Linked DNA regions of Homo sapiens: all the other regions are linked to region 2. The links are chromatin contacts, found by Hi-C or POLR2A ChIA-PET in ENCODE. All regions are on one chromosome and are shown on one strand. The core of a region is the stretch at or near the end of the contact, and the rest is flanking DNA. Distances in the headings are between cores, read along the strand shown. Region 1 holds the start of CDAN1 (codanin 1). Region 2 holds the start of TP53BP1 (tumor protein p53 binding protein 1). Region 3 overlaps STARD9 (StAR related lipid transfer domain containing 9).

Region 1 (3,097 bases), core at 261-2,760, 760 kb after region 2:
ACCCTCATCCTTCCGCCCGTAACCTTCCTTTGAACCAGAGCAACTCTCAGGAGGCATTCACAAGGGCACTGCCTCACCCCTCCTGGTTTGGTTTGACATGGAATGTTCGTGCCATCTGTTTTTCTCCGCTTGGATTCCCTTGCTTGATTTGTCACTGAGCAGCAACCTTCAAAATCCTCTCTCAGGTTTTTTTGTTTTGTTTTGTTTTTGAGATGGAGTCTCGCTCTGTCACCCAGGCTGGAGTGCAGTGGCGTGATCTTGGATCACTGCAACCTCCGCCTCCCAGGTTCAAGCGATTCTCCTGCCTCAGCCTCCCCAGTAGCTAGGACTACAGGCGCGTGCCACCACGCCCAGTTAATTTTTGTATTTTTATTAGAGACACGGTTTCACCATGTTGGCCAGGATGGTCTCCATCTCTCGACCTCGTGATCCGCCCACCTCTGCCTCCCACTGCATTCCAGCCCCGGGGGTGACAGAGCGAGACTCCATCTCAAAATAAAATTAAATAAAGGAGATTAAGAAATTACTCAGGCCGGGCGTGGTGGCCCACGCCTATAATCCCAGCACTTTGGATCTGCTGCCCTCTCCCGGCCAAAACATTAGCTGGGCTATAGCCCTAGGGAGGCTGAGTCGGGAGGATTGCTTGAGCCCAGGAGGCCAAGGCTGCAGTGAGCCGTGCTCACGCCACTGCACTCCAGCCTGGGCAACAGAGCAAGACCCTGTCTCAAAAAAAACAAAACAAAAACAAAAAACACCAAACCCAAAAATACAAACCTCAAGCTCCCAGAAGCTAATCATGATATGCTTACTGACATCTAAACTGCAAAGTAGTTGAAATATTAACCTCATGTAAACCCACTTAAGTAAATAAAGCTACATACAAGCAATTCTGTGTGCAGGGTGGCCCGAGGCACTTTAAGGGTTGTGGCTTGGGGATTATTAAGAACCTCCTAGAAATAATTCTTTCCTAAATGGTCAGTTGATGGTGAGCGCTGAAAAGCCGATGGGTACTGCTCGGCCAAGGGATTGAAAAATCGGCCTTTGAGAAGAACAAAGTCAAAATGAAAGATTAGATTATAATTTCTCTGGGGTGGTGCCAGTTGGATCTAGGAAACTTAAACTCGTGAAAGAATGTGCTTAGAGCAGAAGATAGAAGCTGGTGGCTGTCTCTGCTCCCCTCTACCTCTCTCCCGGGTCCTGGGTCTCCCTAGAGGGGCGTCCGACCCGCGGCAGCCCCACTCCCAGCTCGAATCCCTCCCTTCAGGTCGCTCCAGGGCGGGCAGCCAAGGTGGGCCTCCCCAGGCGCTGTGATCCACATTTCACCTCCTAACAACCGGCCTCTCGGCCGGGGTTGAGGACTCAGCGAGGCCTTGACTCCGTGGGTCTGGGCAACAGCCGGCTCCGCCCCGCCCCGCCAGCCGGGTCCCTCCCCATCCCGCGACCCAACGGTCGTTCCCCGCCGCCGGCCCCGCCCCTCCCTGGCCGCCCGCGGCGCGCCGGCGCCTGCGCAGTCGCCCCAGAGCGCCCCGACCGGGATGGCGGCCGTTTTGGAGTCGCTGCTGCGAGAAGAGGTGTCGGTCGCAGCCGTCGTGCGGTGGATCGCGCGCAGCACCCAGGGTTCGGAGGTAACAGCGGTGACACGCCCCCAGGTCTGACTCGAAGCCGGTTCCCGCAGTGGAGTCCAGCCCTCCAGTCCCCTTCCTCTAGGGCGCCTGGCTGCCAGCCGGGCCGAGTGCACTCCAACTGGGCGCCGCTGCCCGGGCCGCCCACCCGAGGCGCGCCCTACGGCCCCGGCTGCTCACGGCCCGCGGGCCGGCGGCTGACCCTCTCGCCCCTCCACCTGTGCTTCTGCCCTAGGATAACGCTGGGGAGGCGGCCGCGCTGAGCTCACTCCGGGCCCTGCGGAAAGAATTCGTACCGTTCCTGTTGAACTTCCTGAGGGAGCAGAGCAGCCGCGTCCTCCCGCAGGGGCCCCCGACCCCCGCCAAGACCCCGGGCGCCTCGGCAGCCTTGCCAGGGAGGCCGGGAGGCCCGCCGCGGGGTAGCCGCGGGGCGCGCAGCCAGCTTTTCCCTCCGACCGAGGCCCAGAGCACCGCTGCCGAGGCCCCTCTGGCCCGCCGCGGGGGCAGGAGGCGGGGCCCGGGGCCGGCCCGCGAGCGTGGAGGCCGCGGCCTGGAGGAGGGGGTCAGCGGGGAGAGCCTGCCCGGAGCCGGGGGCCGGAGGCTTAGGGGCTCTGGCAGCCCCAGCCGCCCCAGCCTCACGCTGTCTGATCCGCCAAACCTCAGCAACCTGGAGGAGTTCCCTCCCGTAGGCTCGGTTCCCCCCGGCCCTACAGGGTGAGACTCAGCTCTCATGCAGGAGATGGGTACCACGAAGGCTCTGGGGAGTCAGTCATTCGAGCTCGGCGCTCCGCAGTGGAGCGCCAGGATGGGTAGAAGGCTGGGGGTGATGGTGAGGGTTTTTGTGGGGTTTTTTGGCAAGAGGTCTAGCTGTTGCGGTGGTGGAGGGGAGATGTTTGAAGATAGGAATTTGAGAAAAACCTGTGGCTACTCTCAGCAGGACGAAGCCTTCTCGCAGGATCAACCCAACTCCGGTGAGCGAAGAGCGGTCACTCTCCAAGCCCAAGACCTGCTTCACCTCACCCCCAATCAGCTGTGTCCCCAGTTCCCAACCCTCAGCCCTGGACACTAGCCCTTGGGGCCTTGGCCTTCCCCCAGGGTGCAGAAGTCTGCAAGAGGAGCGAGAGATGCTCAGGAAGGAGCGGTATGGCCTGGCCGCTCCTGGGGATATCGGTTTCCTCGCTGTGGGGGATCTTCAGGGGTTTTCCCTGAAATTGATTTCCCTCTTGGGGACTCTGGGTTTGTCTCCTGGGCTGTTGGTATCTTCTCTGGAGTGACCTGAGTGTGGCCGTAGCAGGGAAGCCAAGCTGACTGCTCATGAAATTTCTTTATTCCATAGCTCTAAGCAGCTGCAGCAGTCACCTACCCCCACCTGTCCCACCCCAGAATTGGGGTCGCCCCTCCCCAGCCGGACAGGAAGCCTCACAGATGAACCTGCAGACCCTGCCAGAGTGTCTTCCCGCCAGCGCCTGGAGCTT
Region 2 (2,955 bases), core at 217-2,716:
CTTTAGGAGTGGAGTATGAAAAGAGTCAATTATAAATGATTTTAAGATTAAGAAGTGAGATGCATCTCTGTGTGGTCCATTTCATTTTAGCTCCACTAATAAAACATACTGGCGACCATAATTATATTCCAGTTATAGCAGTAATAGATTCTAGATTTTTCAGGACAGTTTCAAGGAGTCAGTCCTTTTGTTCCCATAAGTAACGTGTATTCAGACAACATGCTTTGAATTTGGTTTGGAAAATAGGATCACTGTAATTTATAGCAGCAGTGAGAAGACTGGTAGGAAGCTCCACTTCAGCTTTGCCTATATCACGTGCTGAATTGGGCATTTACAGAAATGGAGAATCATGGTTGGGCTGTGCCGAAATAAATCTGAGCCTGGGGTAGAAAGAGAAAACTGCCTCATATTGAATGCCTACTATGTATATGTTTGGCACTGTGCTAGGTGCTTTCCCTATTGACAGCTGCTCTGGCTAGAATTCTATCCTGGATCCAACTGCCACTTAAATAATATACCCCCACCCCTCAACAACAACAACAACAAAACAAACACATATGCCACATGGGGCTTAGTTCATTAAGACTCGTCACAGCTGCCACACCCTCTTTAAGACCCTGGCACCATAATTAGGATAATAGAATCTCTGGGTTTGGAAGTATCTTTGAGGTCATCTAGTTAGAAGGGGTGGCAGCTGTTCTCTTTACCATGGAGTTTGAGAATGACAGTGCTCAATTCTCTCAATGGGAGGTGCAAAATATGTCTGGGGCTGTAGTCTCTGCAGGCAATCCCATAAAAGATAAGGCAACGATAAACAAGTGTGAAGCTTGAAATACGTCCTAGGCGGAAAAGGGCAATGGGAAGAAATATGGCTTACTGGAGCCCTTATACAATGTAAAAACAAACAAATACTAAAAACGCCCTGGCAGAGATGTAATGTCAGGCCCTTGGATTCAGGGTAGAGGCCCACAAAAGGGATCCTGATTGACACAGGTTAACCCTGTGTCAAAGAAGAAAGAGTCTCTTCTGTTGGGTTCACCAGCTCTGAAGTACCTAGCCATCCTCAAGCCGCTTCTTCTTTGCCCTGTTATGAGAAAGCTGGGAAACTCTCTCCTTTTCCAGGAAAGAGGGTGAGGGACGGGGATTAAGGGGCGTGAACGAGAAAAAGCAGGTAGAGGTACTGAAATGTCTGAGTAGTGGTAAATGCAATCGTCCTGGAAGCAGGGGAAGGTATTTCACGCCCTCTCAAGGTCCCTTCGGTTCAAGGATACCGTCATTCTCCGGCTCTACTAAAGGGGAGGGCCTGCAACGTCCATGCTGCCATGGAAACGCGCCGCCGTGTTCCTTTTTCTTACGTGGGGCAGGGCACTCTGCCGCAGCTACCTATCATCCACGGGATTTCTTGAGTGGCGGGCGGCGGCAGCGAATGGACGATCCGATATTGTGTGACGTGACGGGAAAGGGGGAGTTCGCGGCCGGTGGCGGCGGTGGCGACAGCGGCGACCTAGGGATCGATCTGGAGGGACTTGGGGAGCGTGCAGAGACCTCTAGCTCGAGCGCGAGGGACCTCCCGCCGGGATGCCTGGTACTGTTTGGAGAGAAATGGGAGTGCAGTGGGCTCTGAAGGCCTGGATTTCGGGTCTGAAGGGATGGCTGACCGGAGGGGGCGGGGTGGCAAGCATGGCGGCGGTGACGGGGAAGGGGTTGGAGGGCCCTAAGGAGGGGGTGGGGAAACGTTAGCTAAGAAGGCTTGGTGGTCGTGAGGAAAGCTGAAAGGCTGTGGGGCCTCTGGCGAACAGATTTTAGAAAACATTCTTTTGGGGGGAGGTAGAGGCGCCAGAAGGACGTGGCGGGGGGGATGGAAAAAGGGGCGGGGAGAGAAGAGGTTAGGAAGGAGGGGAAAGGGTGTCTACGAGAAGGTGATGAAAAATAGGGAGGGATAGTCAGGCTTATTGTAAATAACGAGGAATGGTGACTTGGTAGGCATGATAGGAAAGTGCTTGCAGCAATTATAAATATAATATTCTAATTGGAGGAGTCCTGAAGTGGTCCCGTTTCCCAGCTCTTGTACTTCCGCCCCATTATTTAGGTTTAGACTGCGTGAGCAAGGCTAGTAGGTTACACGGAACTGATCTTTTGTTATTCCATTCCAGGGGAGCAGATGGACCCTACTGGAAGTCAGTTGGATTCAGATTTCTCTCAGCAAGATACTCCTTGCCTGATAATTGAAGATTCTCAGCCTGAAAGCCAGGTTCTAGAGGATGATTCTGGTTCTCACTTCAGTATGCTATCTCGACACCTTCCTAATCTCCAGACGCACAAAGAAAATCCTGTGTTGGTGAGTGATACCTTGTTTGAAGAAGATTGAGCAGATTTTTTTTTTTAAACCGAAAACCAGCAAACATAAGTATTTAGAAGATCATTACCTTCTCAATAAAGTTGATTGGAAAAATTGTTCACAAATAGTAGGTTTCATTTTGAACTATTTCATATATAATGGGGATATTTTGTATGTGTATTTTCTAGGATGTTGTGTCCAATCCTGAACAAACAGCTGGAGAAGAACGAGGAGACGGTAATAGTGGGTTCAATGAACATTTGAAAGAAAACAAGGTTGCAGGTGAGGTGTTTAAAGCTATCTGTCCCCTTTGCATTTTTTGGGTGCTCTTGTTGGTGCTGGGTGGATTTAAACTTTATGTGGTTGTGTCGAATGTATGTAAGGAAGCCTACTGTGGTATCTGCGTAGTAGTCACTCAAAAGTTGATGTGCTAGTGTCACTGATTAGATTGGTATTGTCTGTATTCCTGATTTTGTATTAAGGTTTGTTGGTAAATGTCTTTCATGCTAATATCCAGTTATTTTTTTCAGACCCTGTGGATTCTTCTAACTTGGACACATGTGGTTCCATCAGTCAGGTCATTGAGCAGTTACCTCAGCCAAACAGGACAAGCAGGT
Region 3 (2,944 bases), core at 284-2,783, 890 kb after region 2:
ATGGGTGAGCTATTTTTTGTGCCTTAGAGAGTAGCTGGGTCAGTTAGGTCTACTCAGGGGATTCAGAAGAAAGCACCCTGACTGTACATGTATACAAGCACTTACTCTGGATACAAAACTAAAAATAGGCTGGGCGCAGTGGCTTACACCTGTAATCCCAGCACTTTGGGAGGCTGAGGTGGGAGGACCACCTGAGCCCAGGAGTTTGAGACCAGCCTAGGCAACTTGGAAAAACTCCATCTTAAAAAAAAAAAAAAATACAAAAATTAGCTGGGTGTGGTGGTGCGCACCTGTGTTCCCAGGTACTTGGGAGGCTGAGGTGGGAAGGTGGCTTGAGCCCAGGAGGTGAAGGTTGCAGTGACCTGAGATCACACCACTGCACTCCAGCCTGGGCAACAGAGTCCGACCCTGTTTCAAAAAACAAAACTAAAAATAGGTGGTGTTCTGCACATCTCAGAGAGAGGGGCCAATAGAGAGGCTTGAAAACACATGTTCTATATTCATGACTCTTGGTCTTTTCCTATAGTAAATGCAAGATTTAACAGTCCAATATTTTCCAATTGTCAGCTAATTCATGTCATACTCCAAGTATTAGAGGTTAGCACAGAGAAGGAGTGCAAAGGTAGCAGGATGTGGTGAGACAGTAGAATGGACTAAAACTGGGCTTCATCTCTGAACCTCAGTAAGCACATCTGTAAAACAGAGTACTAACCCACTTTACAGGGTTGTTGTGAAGGTGATAAGTACTCAATACAGTACCTGGAAGACTGTAGGTTCTCAAAAAGTGCTATTTTCTTTTCTCCCTTCCCATTGAAGCAAGCTGGTTTGAACATTTTCCAAAATTAAGTACAACTTTTCCAAACCCTGAAATTGAATCTAAACTCCATGGGAATGTTTCCAGATGTTTATGGAAAGAGGAAGTTGTTTGTATTTTCTTAAAATCTCTGATGCGGGAGAAAAGGAAAAGCAATACCAGCCAGAGACCACGACATGTTTGTGCTTTAAACATCGCCACAACACCACCACAAACAAGATGAAATTAGTTTAACAGGGGAGGAACAGTAAAGAAAGAAAAGTAATTATGGGTTTCCATCCCTGTCAGATGTCTTCTCATCTCAGCAGAACCATGATCTCCACCAACTGCATGGAAGCTGCATTAATCTTCCTCGGACACCAATTCAGCGCATATCCCCAGAACGCAGCTGTATCTTTTCTAACTGCCTAACTAGAGAGACAAGAATTGGGAAATAAAGTTATTGACAAAGGGATTATCCCCCACTTCTAGGAAGAGAAGCAAGAAAAGTGAGTTTGAACACACTGTTGTTTACCTCTTCCACTCCTGAGGACCAGCTGTTTAAGGGGCTATTTGTATACAGATGGTGATCTTATGGGCTTAAGTGCACTGCTTCTGCCCTGAAACCAATTCCCCAGGGGCTCTGTCTTTTATAATTTTGACACCTAGACTTGGGGGATGCCTGGGCACATCTGGTCACCATTTGATTTCAGGCTTCTATTGTGTTCAGTCTGTTGCGGAAGTGAGTCTATAAATAGCTCATGTTCCTTTGCCTCATACTTGAAAAATAAGAAACTGTCAACTCTGCCTTTCCTGCAGAAAGGTTTTCGCTGTAGTTCAAACATCTGAATCCAGCCCCTCTATAATGACCATACATCAAGTTAATATGCTAAGTAGCAGCCTCAACCAAATGATTCATATATCTATTTTATTATAAGATTAAATGGCATCCAGAATAAAACTCAGGAGAGAGCTCCATGTTAGGACTAGTGAATAATTCATATGATGCTTTGAGAAGTCTTTGATCTTTTTGGAAACTCACCAAGCTGTGAGGTTAAATTTATGTACATGAAACAGCACCCTCAAGATTTAAGAAGAAATGTCCTTCTCATCTTTGGAACAGAATATATGGATTTAAATTCCATTCGATCCAGGTCAGGCGCGATGGCTCACACCTGTAATCCCAGCACTTTGGGAGGCTGAGGTGGATGGATCACTTGAGCCCAGGAGTTAGAGACCAGCCTGAGCAACATAGTGAGACCTTGTTTCTACAAAAAATAAAAAATTAGCCAGGTGTGGTGGCACATGTTTGTAGTCTTAGTTACTCAGGAGGCTAAGTTGGGAGGATTGCTTGAGCCCAGGAGATCAAGGCTGCAGTGAACTAAGATCACACCACTGCATTCCACTCCAGCCTGGGGGACAGAGAGAGACCCTGTCTCAAAAAAAAAAAAAAAAAAAAAAAAAAAAAATCAATTTGATCCTGAATAAAGCAATCATACTATGAACTAGATTTCCTCCCCTGACAAAAACAATCTTCCTCCCTCTTCACGTTTTTTCAAATCCTTGGTTAAAATATGATAACATTTACCACACTGTGGAGTAATTCTCTCTTTAGTATCTGTCTCTGTCAAGAACTATTAGTTTTTAAAGGACAAATACAATGTTGGTTCTTATTGGTTATTTCCAGTGCCTAGCACAATTCTTGGCATATTTTTATGTAAATGCATGCTGAATGAATGAACGAGGTAGAATAATCACATATTATATGACCTTATGAGCTTCCACAAATAAAAAAATCAAATTTGATGTTGATTTAAGAGACAGGTAAGAGAAGCGTGGATCAAACAAGTAGAAGCAGACAGACTGAAACTGCCTTTGCAAAAATCATGACAGTGAAAAATCTGACATAGGAAGTTATGGCAGTGAAAGAAATCTGACCTAAGCAACTCCATCTTACTTCTAACCTCCAGGCTACCTTGTTCACTCCTGGGCACAGGTCAAGCTAACTAAGGAAGGAATTTATAGTTTAACTTTGAAACAGGTAACAGCCCCTTCCCCAAACAAACCCCCTCCTTGCATGGGGACCAGACCACCTTTGTAAAACTAACACATTAGCCACAAGACTAGAAATTACGGTGCAGGAGTCATGCA

Evidence for each region. A loop is a pair of places that touch in the nucleus more often than their neighbours do. ChIA-PET counts read pairs that join two places held with the same protein, here RNA polymerase II (POLR2A). Pooled maps may share reads with other maps.
Region 1: a loop to region 2 is called in a map of B cell, with 6 times the contacts of the local background. The contact joins the promoter of CDAN1 here to the promoter of TP53BP1 in region 2. A Hi-C loop is called at or near these places in 1 of 168 maps with a recorded cell type or tissue (B cell) and 4 of 50 pooled maps. POLR2A ChIA-PET finds 5 or more read pairs at or near these places in 1 of 52 experiments (CD4-positive, alpha-beta T cell).
Region 3: a map with no recorded cell type shows a loop between it and region 2 (4-fold over the local background). The contact joins the enhancer-like site here to the promoter of TP53BP1 in region 2. A Hi-C loop is called at or near these places in 1 of 37 single-sample maps with no recorded cell type and 1 of 50 pooled maps. POLR2A ChIA-PET finds 5 or more read pairs at or near these places in 1 of 52 experiments (activated CD4-positive, alpha-beta T cell).

Annotation. Positions count from the first base shown.
Region 1 is chr15:42,735,541-42,738,637 of GRCh38, reverse strand. CDAN1 (codanin 1) reads left to right here and starts at 1,510. Exons shown (of 28, transcript NM_138477.4): 1 at 1,510-1,625; 2 at 1,858-2,336; 3 at 2,560-2,763; 4 at 2,959-3,097. The coding sequence starts at 1,536. RefSeq lists silencers at 1,324-1,573, 1,764-1,903, 1,994-2,283.
Region 2 is chr15:43,491,667-43,494,621 of GRCh38, reverse strand. It overlaps TP53BP1 (tumor protein p53 binding protein 1), which reads left to right and starts at 1,466. Exons shown (of 28, transcript NM_001141980.3): 1 at 1,466-1,585; 2 at 2,154-2,338; 3 at 2,527-2,620; 4 at 2,869-2,953. The coding sequence starts at 1,579. RefSeq lists enhancers at 1,025-1,731, 1,732-2,440.
Region 3 is chr15:42,603,945-42,606,888 of GRCh38, reverse strand. The region is part of intron 3 of STARD9 (StAR related lipid transfer domain containing 9); the gene reads right to left. Among named protein-coding and RNA genes, the nearest start is that of STARD9, 30 kb to the right of the region's middle. Within about 2 kb of position 1,533, at least 8 of the 41 ENCODE cell types and tissues checked have a DNase peak (open chromatin) inside an H3K27ac peak, as active enhancers do.